Linked DNA regions of Homo sapiens: all the other regions are linked to region 2. Evidence: chromatin contacts called from ENCODE Hi-C or POLR2A ChIA-PET data. All regions are on one chromosome and are shown on one strand. Each heading gives the region's core, a stretch centred on a gene start or an enhancer-like site at or near the end of the contact. The rest is flanking DNA. Distances are from core to core; before and after follow the strand shown. Region 1 holds the start of PPTC7 (protein phosphatase targeting COQ7). Region 2 holds the start of ATP2A2 (ATPase sarcoplasmic/endoplasmic reticulum Ca2+ transporting 2). Region 3 has its middle 34 kb from the start of PPP1CC.

Region 1 (2,927 bases), core at 268-2,767, 300 kb after region 2:
TAAAGTAACCAAAAACTTAGTCTCACCTGGGAAGGGAAATCAAAGTGACATTTGAACCCAAGTTCAATGACAACACGTCCTTCAATTTCAAAGCGAGCGCATTGCTTTATTCATTCAAAGAGTTTTAACGGCACAATATCCCATAGCATACACAAAATCTCCTAAGGCGTACATTATGGTAAAGTTTCTGACTGCTTGTGAACTATATTTAGCCCTTTCTGCCAGCTCTCTCCGTAGTCTCCCACCCCCAAAAGGTATAACTGGAATAGGCCTCAGGGAGCACCTGTGGCCTGAAAAGGCTGTGACCAATCCTCAGAGCTTTACCGGCTGCAATCTACAAGTAGGCTCGACCATTCTATTTTGGATCAAGGAGACTCTGCCAACCCCCAAGTGACCGCAAGTGGACAAGATCAATTTGGGAGAAAACGCTGTGAGGGTTTTTTCGCCAAGCCAGCAGCCCCCACCGCCACACTCCGAAAAGGGTGAAGATTTGGTTACCATCCAGGCGGCGAAAGAATACGGCCGGGCTGTCTGGGGGCTCACGACTGCCTGTCGGCCGGCGATCCCGCAGCCTGGGCCGGGCTGTGGTGTCGGGAGCACGCGAAGAGGCAGGGATCCCCGGGGCATGCGGAGAGGGAACCAGAACGAGGTTAGGAGCCTGCAGGTGTCGCCCAGGGAGGGGACGAGGTCGCCCAGGGCTGGCACGGCCGAGTGAGACCGAGAGTGTGGCTCTGGACTCGGACAGACCGGTCACACTCTCGGGTTGTGACCTTGAGCACACGACTTGACCGCTGTGCGCCTTAGTTTCCTCCTCTCTAAAATGGGGGTCGTTCAAGCGGAAAACGCGCCTCGGAGCGCTTGGCACGGCGCCTGGCGCATAGTAAGCGCTCCCTCCATGTGAGCGCTCTGGCTCCTTTCGCCGCCGGGAGGAACTGGGGAAGCCCCGCGCGGGGAGTCCCCGGGAGGCGGATCCGAGGCTGGGGCAAGGGAACCGGGTCGGGGACTCACCGAGCACGTCCGCGGAACGGTGCCGGGCCACGAAGCACGCGTCGTCCCCGTAGCACGCGCCCTTCTTGAGGAGGCCCTTACGGAAGTCCTTCCCGAAGCCGCAGCCGGCCGTCACCAGTCCGTAGTCGCCGCCGCCGCCGCCGCCGGCCCTGGGGTCGGTCTGCGAGAGGCCGCCGAGCACGGCGCGGGCCACCAGCCGCCCGTACGAGAGGACCGAGAACATCGCCGCCGCCGCCCCCCCGAGGAGGCGGGGGGCCGGGGGAGCAGGAGGACGCGGAGGCCCGGAGCCGGCTCTCTCCTCAGCCGCAGTCGCGCCGCCGCTGGGGCGCTCCTCAGGGCGGCGCGCAGTGGCCGCCGCCGCCCCTGCCCGACGCGCGGGGCCTCGCACGCGCTCAGCCGCGCGCACCGGAGCCAGAGCGAGGTCAGAAGCGGCGGCTCCTCCGCCTCAGCCCAACTGAAGTCCCGGCTGCAGCGGCCGCCGCCGCCGCCGCCATCTTCCGCTCCACTAGCGTGTTCCGGGCGGTGCCGGCAGCACCGCCCCCTCCCTGGCCCTGCCCCTAGCCCCGCCCCGATTCACCGCTCAGGCCCAAGCCCAGCCCCTTGGGCTCGCTGCCTTATGCAGTCACCAAGGTTGAACATGCGCAGAGGGTGCGGACGCAGTGTCTCTTGGGAATTATAGTCCCGGAGTCGTAGTCACTTTTGACTTGGCTGCCAAAGATTTAGGACCTAGGGGGATTCCTCAGACGCGGGACCTATGTTAAGTTAGTAGGAATTGCAGGTGGGCCACGTGAGGGTTTTCTACCCTGTTTTAACCGTATCTTTTAAAGCCTGTTTTAAATAAATAACGCCACCATTCCTTTAAACAAAAACCTGCAAGAAACCAGAATGGAGTCACATAATGAGAAACAGAGGTACACAGATCTAGTGACACCTCCCCAAGTAATATACTGGAAGGATTTAGGGCGGCAAACTGTTTGGAAAGAAGAGACTTTTTGTAGTCTTTTAGGAAAAATTGAGAAAATGTTATGTGTCCCTATCAGAGTGGGAGGGGACACAGATGGTGTCATGTCCCTTTTGCTAACTGGCCTCTAGCCATGCTCACAGCTGTCTCAAGACCTTTGCCCTTGCTTTCGCTTCTACCCTTTGGAATGTAATTCGTTTACCTGAGGGTCCTGTGTTTTCTGTTGCTGTATCCCCAGAACACGTGAGCACCCAGTAAATATGTGAATGAATGAAAGAATGAATGAATATTTCACTAGATTCTAAGTTTCCCAAGGACAAGGATCATTTGCTGCTCAATTATTAGAATCTAAAGCAATGCCTGGCACACAGTAGGAGAGTGTGTAAATGTCTGTGGAATAAAAGAAGGAATAATGGGCTGGGCGTGGTGGCTCACACCTGTAATCCCAGCACTTTGGAAGGCCGAGGTGGGCAGATCACTTGAGGTCAGGAGTTCAACACCAGCCTGGCCAACATGGTCTCTACTGAAAATACAAAAAAAAATTAGCTGGGCTTGGTGACAAACGATTGTAATGCCAGCTACTCAGGAGGCTGAGACAGGAGAATCGCTTGAACCTGGGAGGCAGAGGTTGCAGTGAGCCGAGACAGCGCCACTGCATTCCAGCCTGGGAGACAGAGCTGGACTCCATCTCAAAAAAAAAAAAAGGAAGGAGTAATGGAATAAGAACACAAATGATAAAAGAAAGTCATGTTTGTTGAATACAGGAATGATTGAGTGAATGGGGTTCACAAACAACAGAAAATGAGCTTTGGGGCAAGTAATTCAATTTAGAGTAATTTTTAGTTTGATTGAAACATATATTTCTCAGAAACAGCAGTCTTTTTCTAGTTCACTTTTAACAAGACCATTGTTACTTTGGGGATTCCCACCTCGTTTTTAAATGGTCCTTTTTTATGCT
Region 2 (3,089 bases), core at 283-2,782:
TGAAAGAGACAGAGGAGGTAAGGGAGAAGAATTGGTACGAAATGGTGCAGAGCTGGTCTCAGAGGGCAACAACAGCCAGCCCTCCATGACCACACTCCCACCGTGCACTCACGTGCCCCTCTTGAAGCGGCTCTGATCCTGTGACCTAACCAGTTTCCACCTGGCTTCTCTCAGTGCGTTGCCATATAGTATAATTTTTTGTTTGTTTGTTTCGTGTAGGGTTTTGTTGGTTCTTTTCCAAGTATCAATCAAAACTACATGCCAACGTCCACTCCTTGGAAATAATTAAATGACATGACGTGCCTGATTTTTTCAGCTGGTGATGCACTGTAATTTGCATCTGCTGAAGGAATTTATCTTAAGTCCTGAAGCCCAGCCACTTGAGACAACTGAGGTGATTTTTCTGCTCTGCTTTTGCTCATGCGGATGGTGCGTTATTGTTAAACACAAAAGTGGACTAATTGCTTCATTCTGCAACCTACTCCGTGAAGAAAGCTGCTCTTCTTTGTGAAGAGAATATGTTCATGTTTTGTTCATGAATTCCATGCAATTTCCCATCCCCTTGTTAAGTAATGTAGCTTCTTTATATTGGCAAAATTCCCTTTATCTTGCTGTGACCTGCGCTTTGTCCTCCCGAGCAGAGCAAATCATCTGTGGTTTAAGAGCAGCTTTGGATTCAAGTCCCCTTTTCTCCTGTCGAGGGAAGTGAGTCTATGAAATGGCCTTCATCTGAAAGCCACAGCGAAGCACCTCCTAGCCCAAGTCTAGCTGCTGTGTGGCAGCTCCAGCGGCGTGAACTGTGACTGCCCTGCAGACACCTATCAAGCGCTGCGTCAGCTATTAATAATAAAATCAACTCTTCTCCCTCCCCCCCGCGAGGGGGGTTCCCTCGTCAGGGCCCAGAACCCGCTGGGGAAGAATCGGGGCTGGCGTGCGAAGGAGCTGGCGGCAGGGGGTGTAGGATGCGGTGTTCCCGAGGCGACAGATGAAGGATTTGGGTTGTGTGGGAAGTGAACTGCGGAATTCCTCCCCTTGGTTTCTGAGGGGGGCTCTGAAGGAGCCAGATTAGGATGCAGAGCGCAGCCCGGGCGACCGAGGGCGAGGAGGCGAGCCAAGGACATCAGCCCGAGGGCGCCTCGAGACGCCCCGCGTGGACCGCGCTCCCAGCTCCTCGGCCTCGCCTTCCAACCATCCGCCCACCGGCCCCAGAGCAGCGTGCCCACTGTGAGCGCCCCACCCTGCGTCTGCAGGTGGGTGGGTCAGAGAACCGCAGGCACAGAAGAGGGTACCCAGCTTCCCCTCCGCCAGCCCCGCGACCGCGGCGCGCGCGGCCTCGATCCGGGTTCCTAGGGGCGGCGCGCGGGAGGGGGCGGGGCCTGCGCGGCAGCGTGGGCGCCAGGCGCGCGGGAGGAGGGAGCCGGGAGGAGGGGGCGGGGCCGCGCCGCCCGCGCCGCGCTGGGCGCTCTCGGCCAATGAGCGGCGTCCACATGCCGCGGCGGCGGCGAAAGGGGAGGCAGCGGCCGATAAATGCTATTAGAGCAGCCGCCGCGGAGCCGTCCCCGACGCCACCTCCTTTTCCTTCGCCGCAGTTTCCTCCGCCGCTGTCGGGCGTGCGGCGCTGAGGGACCCGGGCGAGCGCGCCGCGCACCGCCCCGCCGGCTCGCCTCCCTCGCCGCGTTCCGCCCTCAGTGGTCTGCCGGGCGCCCCCTCCTCCGGCCCGGGCGGGGCCTCTGATCGCCTCAAGAGAGCGGGGAGGGGGCTCGGGGGCCGCGGCCTGCCCTCCCGGCGGGCGGCTGAGGGCGAGGGAGGCCCTCCCTTCTGGCGAGGGGAGGGAGGGTGGGTCAGGAGCCCCCAACCCGCCCTGCGGAGCTCGGGGCCGCGCGAGGGGCGGTTGTCTGGGGGAGGGGGCGCGGGGTGATTCAGCGCCCGGCGAGGCGGAAGCGGCCGCAAGAGGAGGAGGGGAGAGCCCGTCCGCGCCTGGGCTCCCGGGGTGGCACGAGCCCGCGGCCGGAGTGCGAGGCGGAGGCGAGGAGGCCGCGGGGACGGGAGGCGAGGCCGGCCGGGCCCCCGAAGCCATGGAGAACGCGCACACCAAGACGGTGGAGGAGGTGCTGGGCCACTTCGGCGTCAACGAGAGTACGGGGCTGAGCCTGGAACAGGTCAAGAAGCTTAAGGAGAGATGGGGCTCCAACGGTAGGTGCAGGGCGCTCCGCTGCAGGGGCCCGGCGCGGCCGGGAGAGCCAGGGAAGATGGCTGACCGGGCTCCACCTCGTGGGCTTCGGCTCCGCGCCCGCCGACAGCTGCGGGCGGAGGGTCGGGCCAGCGCGCCGGCCCCGCGGGAGAGAAAGGGGCTGCGGTCCTCGCCTCGCCTTCCCTGGACCTCTTCGCTTCTCGGGCCCTCGACCTTTTCGGCGCGCAAGGCTCGGAGGCTTCTCTCCAGCAGCAGCCGGCCCCGGTGGAGGGAGGGACGTGGCTTCTGCAGCTAGGTTGAGCCCGGCAAGACGTTTTCTCGTCCCCTGCCGATTTATGAGGAGTCGAGGTCGTTGGAAGGCCTCTGACCGTTCTTGTCCTACCCAAAGTTACACATCTGGCAGAAGTGATGACATCGCTGAAACCACTCCTAGGTTCAGGAGCCCGAAGTGATTTCACGCTTAGGGCTAGACCTCAGGCCATTGATTACAAAGAGTGCATGCTTCCTTGAGATATCTTCGTGGTATGCCCTCTGCTAAAAAAATCGGATATTCTTATAGCTAGGTCTGTGTTTTAAAGATATTGATGCTTAGAATTGTAGCAGTTCTTTTTAGAAAAACGAAGTGCTAAAATGTCTCTCTCTTTTTTTTTTTAACCTCCCTCTTGACACATTGCTTGACGAATTTCTACATTCTACAGAGTTACCGGCTGAAGAAGGTAATCTTAACATGCTGTTTCTGTTTTTTTTCCTCTGTTGGTGTGCTGATGGTAAGATGACAGTTAAAACACATGTGTTTGTTTCTTACAGGAAAAACCTTGCTGGAACTTGTGATTGAGCAGTTTGAAGACTTGCTAGTTAGGATTTTATTACTGGCAGCATGTATATCTTTTGTAAGTAT
Region 3 (2,839 bases), core at 50-2,549, 500 kb after region 2:
GATCCCTTGAGGCCGGGAGTTCGAGACCAGCCTGGCTAACATGGTGAAACCCCCTCTCAACTAAAAATACAAAAATTAGCCAGGTGTGATGGTGGGCGCCTGTAGTCCCAGCTACTTGGGAGGTTGAGGCGGGAGAATCGCTTGAATCTGGGAGGCAGAGGTTGCAGGGAGCCAAGATCTCGCCACTGCACTCCAGCCTGGGCAACAGAGTGTGTTTAAAAAAAAAAAAAAAGAATTCAAACCACATATGGACTTTTAATTTTTCCAGTAGCCTCATTAAAAAAGCTGAAGTTAATTTAAATGATATATTTAATTTAACCTGATATATTTTAAAAATGACCATTTTAACACGTAATCAATATAAAGAAAGCATTCTGGTCGGGCACAGTGGCTCATGCCTGTAATCCTGGCACTTTGGGAGGCCGAGTCGGGTGGATCACCTGAGGTCAGGAGTTCAAGACCAGCCTGGCCAACATGGTGAAACCCCGTCTCTACTAAAAATACAAAAATTAGCCGGGCACGGTGGTAGGCACCTGTAATCCCAACTACTTGAGAGGCTGAGGCAGTAGAATAGCTTGAATCTGGGAGGTGGAGGTTATAGTGAGCCAAGATCATGCCATTGTACTCCAGCCTGGGTGACAAGACAGTCCATCTCAAAAAAAAAAAGAGAGAGAGAAAAAAAAGAAAGTATTTCAAGGCTAGGTGCAGTGGCTCATGCCTGTAATCCTAGCACTTTGGGAGGCCAAAGTGAGAGGATTGCTTGAAGCCAGGAATTTGAGACCAGTCTGGGCAACATAGTGAAACCCTGTTTCGAAAGAAAGAAAAGAAAGAAAGAAAGAAAGAAAGGAAGGAAGGAAGTAAAGAAAATTAGCTAGAAGTGATTACACATACACAAGTCCCAGCTACTTGTGAGGCCATTACAGCTTGGGTGACAGAGTGAAACCCTGACTCATAGAAATAAGAAAAAAAAGAAAGAAGGAAGGAAAGAAAATGAATGAAAGAAAGAAAGAAAGAAAAGAAATTAATTTAGCACCATAGGAAAGGTTTTTTTTAAAAAAGCATGAGCTATGTTATCCTCTTTTTTTTTTTTTGTATAAGGCTACAAAATCTGGTATTTTGCACTTATATCCCATCTCAGTTCGGACAAGCCACATTTCAAGGGCCCAAAACCCCATTTGGTGAGTGGCAGCCATATTGGATAGAGACAGCCCACCTTCTCTGGTTTTGTCTCTGCAGATAGCCAAGGAAACCTAATTATGCATCCAACTCTCTGGCCCATTGGCTGAGTCACCTGCCGGGAAGCTTTCAGAATATTTATAGGTAACTGATCTACAGAAAACAGAAAGTGATACCATCTCCAGCCCCCACAACCTTTCTTCAGTCTCAAGTTTGCCGTCTCAGCTACTGTTTTCTAGAGGCCCAGTGGGAAGAGTATGCAAAGTGGCAGTAAAGTACATATGTAAACGTGTAGGCAAAAGGCTGAGAGGATTCTTACCAAACTACTCACAGTGGAAAATAAGAGTAATGTCCAAGCAGAGTTTAGTTTTGTCAGTCATGCCCTAATTTTGTTTTTGTTTTTTAGAATGTATTCATTCACATATTACTTGTGTAAGTGAAAGTCAATTGATATATATATAGAGATAATAGTAAAGAAAAGTAACCATGATTTGCGGTAAATCCCCAAGAAGTTTAATGGAAAGCAGTGAGTGCAGAGATTACAAGGTGGACTCTGGGGCCGGCTGCCTGCCTTTGCATCCTAGCCCTGCTGTCTACTAGCTGTGTGACCTTGGGCAAGGTTCTCTTGCTTTCTGGGCCTCAGTTTCCTCATCTATAAACTAAGGATAATGATGGGACCTATGTTACAAGGTTGTCACAATGATTTGATGAGCAGGTGTAAGGTGTTAAGATGGGATCTGGAACACAGAGTCTCAGCTGTAATAACTAAAATAATTAGTATTATCACTGTTTTTGGTGGAAGAGTAAGTAGCAAGAAACTCTCTTGGTGAAAATACAAGAGCTGCGGTGGCTCACGTCTGTAATCCCAGCACTTTGGGAGGTCGAGGCGGGCAGATCACTTGAGGTCAAGAGTTTGAGACCAGCCTGGCCAACATGATGAAACCCTATCTCTACTAAATATAGAAAAAATTTGCCAGGCGCGGTGGCGCACCCCTCTAGTCGTAGCTACTCAGGAGGCTGAGGCAGGAGAATCGCTTGAACCTGGGAGGCGGAGGTTGCAGTGAGCTGAGATCACGCCACTGCATTCTAGCCTGGGCGACAGAGCGAGACTCCATCTCAAGAAGAAAAAAAAAGGAAATAATATGCTGGAGTGAGAGCTGCAAGACCAGCTGCTAAGCCTGGATCTGCCATTACCTAATTTGTGTAAACTTGGGCCTCAGTTTTGTACTAATTCTAACAACAACATACATTTTCTAGTCCTTACTATCATTTCGGAACTCTACATGTCTCGTTTCATCAGATCTTCACAACACCCCTCTGAGAGAGAGATACTGTTGTTGTTGTTGTTATTATTACTATCTTGAGACGGAGTCTCGTTCTGTCGCCCAGGCTGGAGTGCAATGGCACGATCTCGGCTCACTACAACCTCTGCCTCCCGGCTTCAAGTGATTCTCCTGCCTCAGACTGCCGAGTAGCTGGGATTACAGGTGCCCGCCACCACACCCAGCTAATTTTTGTATTTTTAGTAGAGACGGGGTTTCACCATGTTGGTCATGCTGGTCTCGAACTCCTGACCTCAGGTGATCCCCTGCTTCAGCCTCCCAAAGTGCTAGGATTACAGGTGTGAGCCACCACGCCTGGTCGAGATACTGTTATTATTACC

What was found. A loop is a pair of places that touch in the nucleus more often than their neighbours do. ChIA-PET counts read pairs that join two places held with the same protein, here RNA polymerase II (POLR2A). Pooled maps may share reads with other maps.
Region 1: a loop to region 2 is called in a map of CD8-positive, alpha-beta T cell, with 23 times the contacts of the local background. The contact joins the promoter of PPTC7 here to the promoter of ATP2A2 in region 2. A Hi-C loop is called at or near these places in 5 of 168 maps with a recorded cell type or tissue (CD8-positive, alpha-beta T cell, OCI-LY7, gastrocnemius medialis and 1 more), 4 of 37 single-sample maps with no recorded cell type and 20 of 50 pooled maps. POLR2A ChIA-PET finds 5 or more read pairs at or near these places in 5 of 52 experiments (H1, MCF 10A, WTC11 and 2 more).
Region 3: a loop to region 2 is called in a pooled map, with 23 times the contacts of the local background. The contact joins the enhancer-like site here to the promoter of ATP2A2 in region 2. A Hi-C loop is called at or near these places in 1 of 37 single-sample maps with no recorded cell type and 7 of 50 pooled maps. POLR2A ChIA-PET finds 5 or more read pairs at or near these places in 1 of 52 experiments (CD8-positive, alpha-beta memory T cell).

What each region holds. Positions count from the first base shown.
Region 1 is chr12:110,581,801-110,584,727 of GRCh38, forward strand. It overlaps PPTC7 (protein phosphatase targeting COQ7), which reads right to left and starts at 1,518. Exons shown (of 6, transcript NM_139283.2): 1 at 1,009-1,518. The coding sequence starts at 1,231. RefSeq lists silencers at 1,151-1,300, 1,341-1,670.
Region 2 is chr12:110,279,715-110,282,803 of GRCh38, forward strand. ATP2A2 (ATPase sarcoplasmic/endoplasmic reticulum Ca2+ transporting 2) reads left to right here and starts at 1,533. Exons shown (of 20, transcript NM_170665.4): 1 at 1,533-2,193; 2 at 2,890-2,907; 3 at 2,999-3,081. The coding sequence starts at 2,076. RefSeq lists enhancers at 1,041-1,110, 2,228-2,982 and silencers at 1,201-1,800, 1,891-2,400.
Region 3 is chr12:110,775,317-110,778,155 of GRCh38, forward strand. No RefSeq gene overlaps it. Among named protein-coding and RNA genes, the nearest start is that of PPP1CC, 34 kb to the left of the region's middle. RefSeq lists an enhancer at 1,142-1,481. Within about 2 kb of position 1,300, at least 2 of the 41 ENCODE cell types and tissues checked have a DNase peak (open chromatin) inside an H3K27ac peak, as active enhancers do.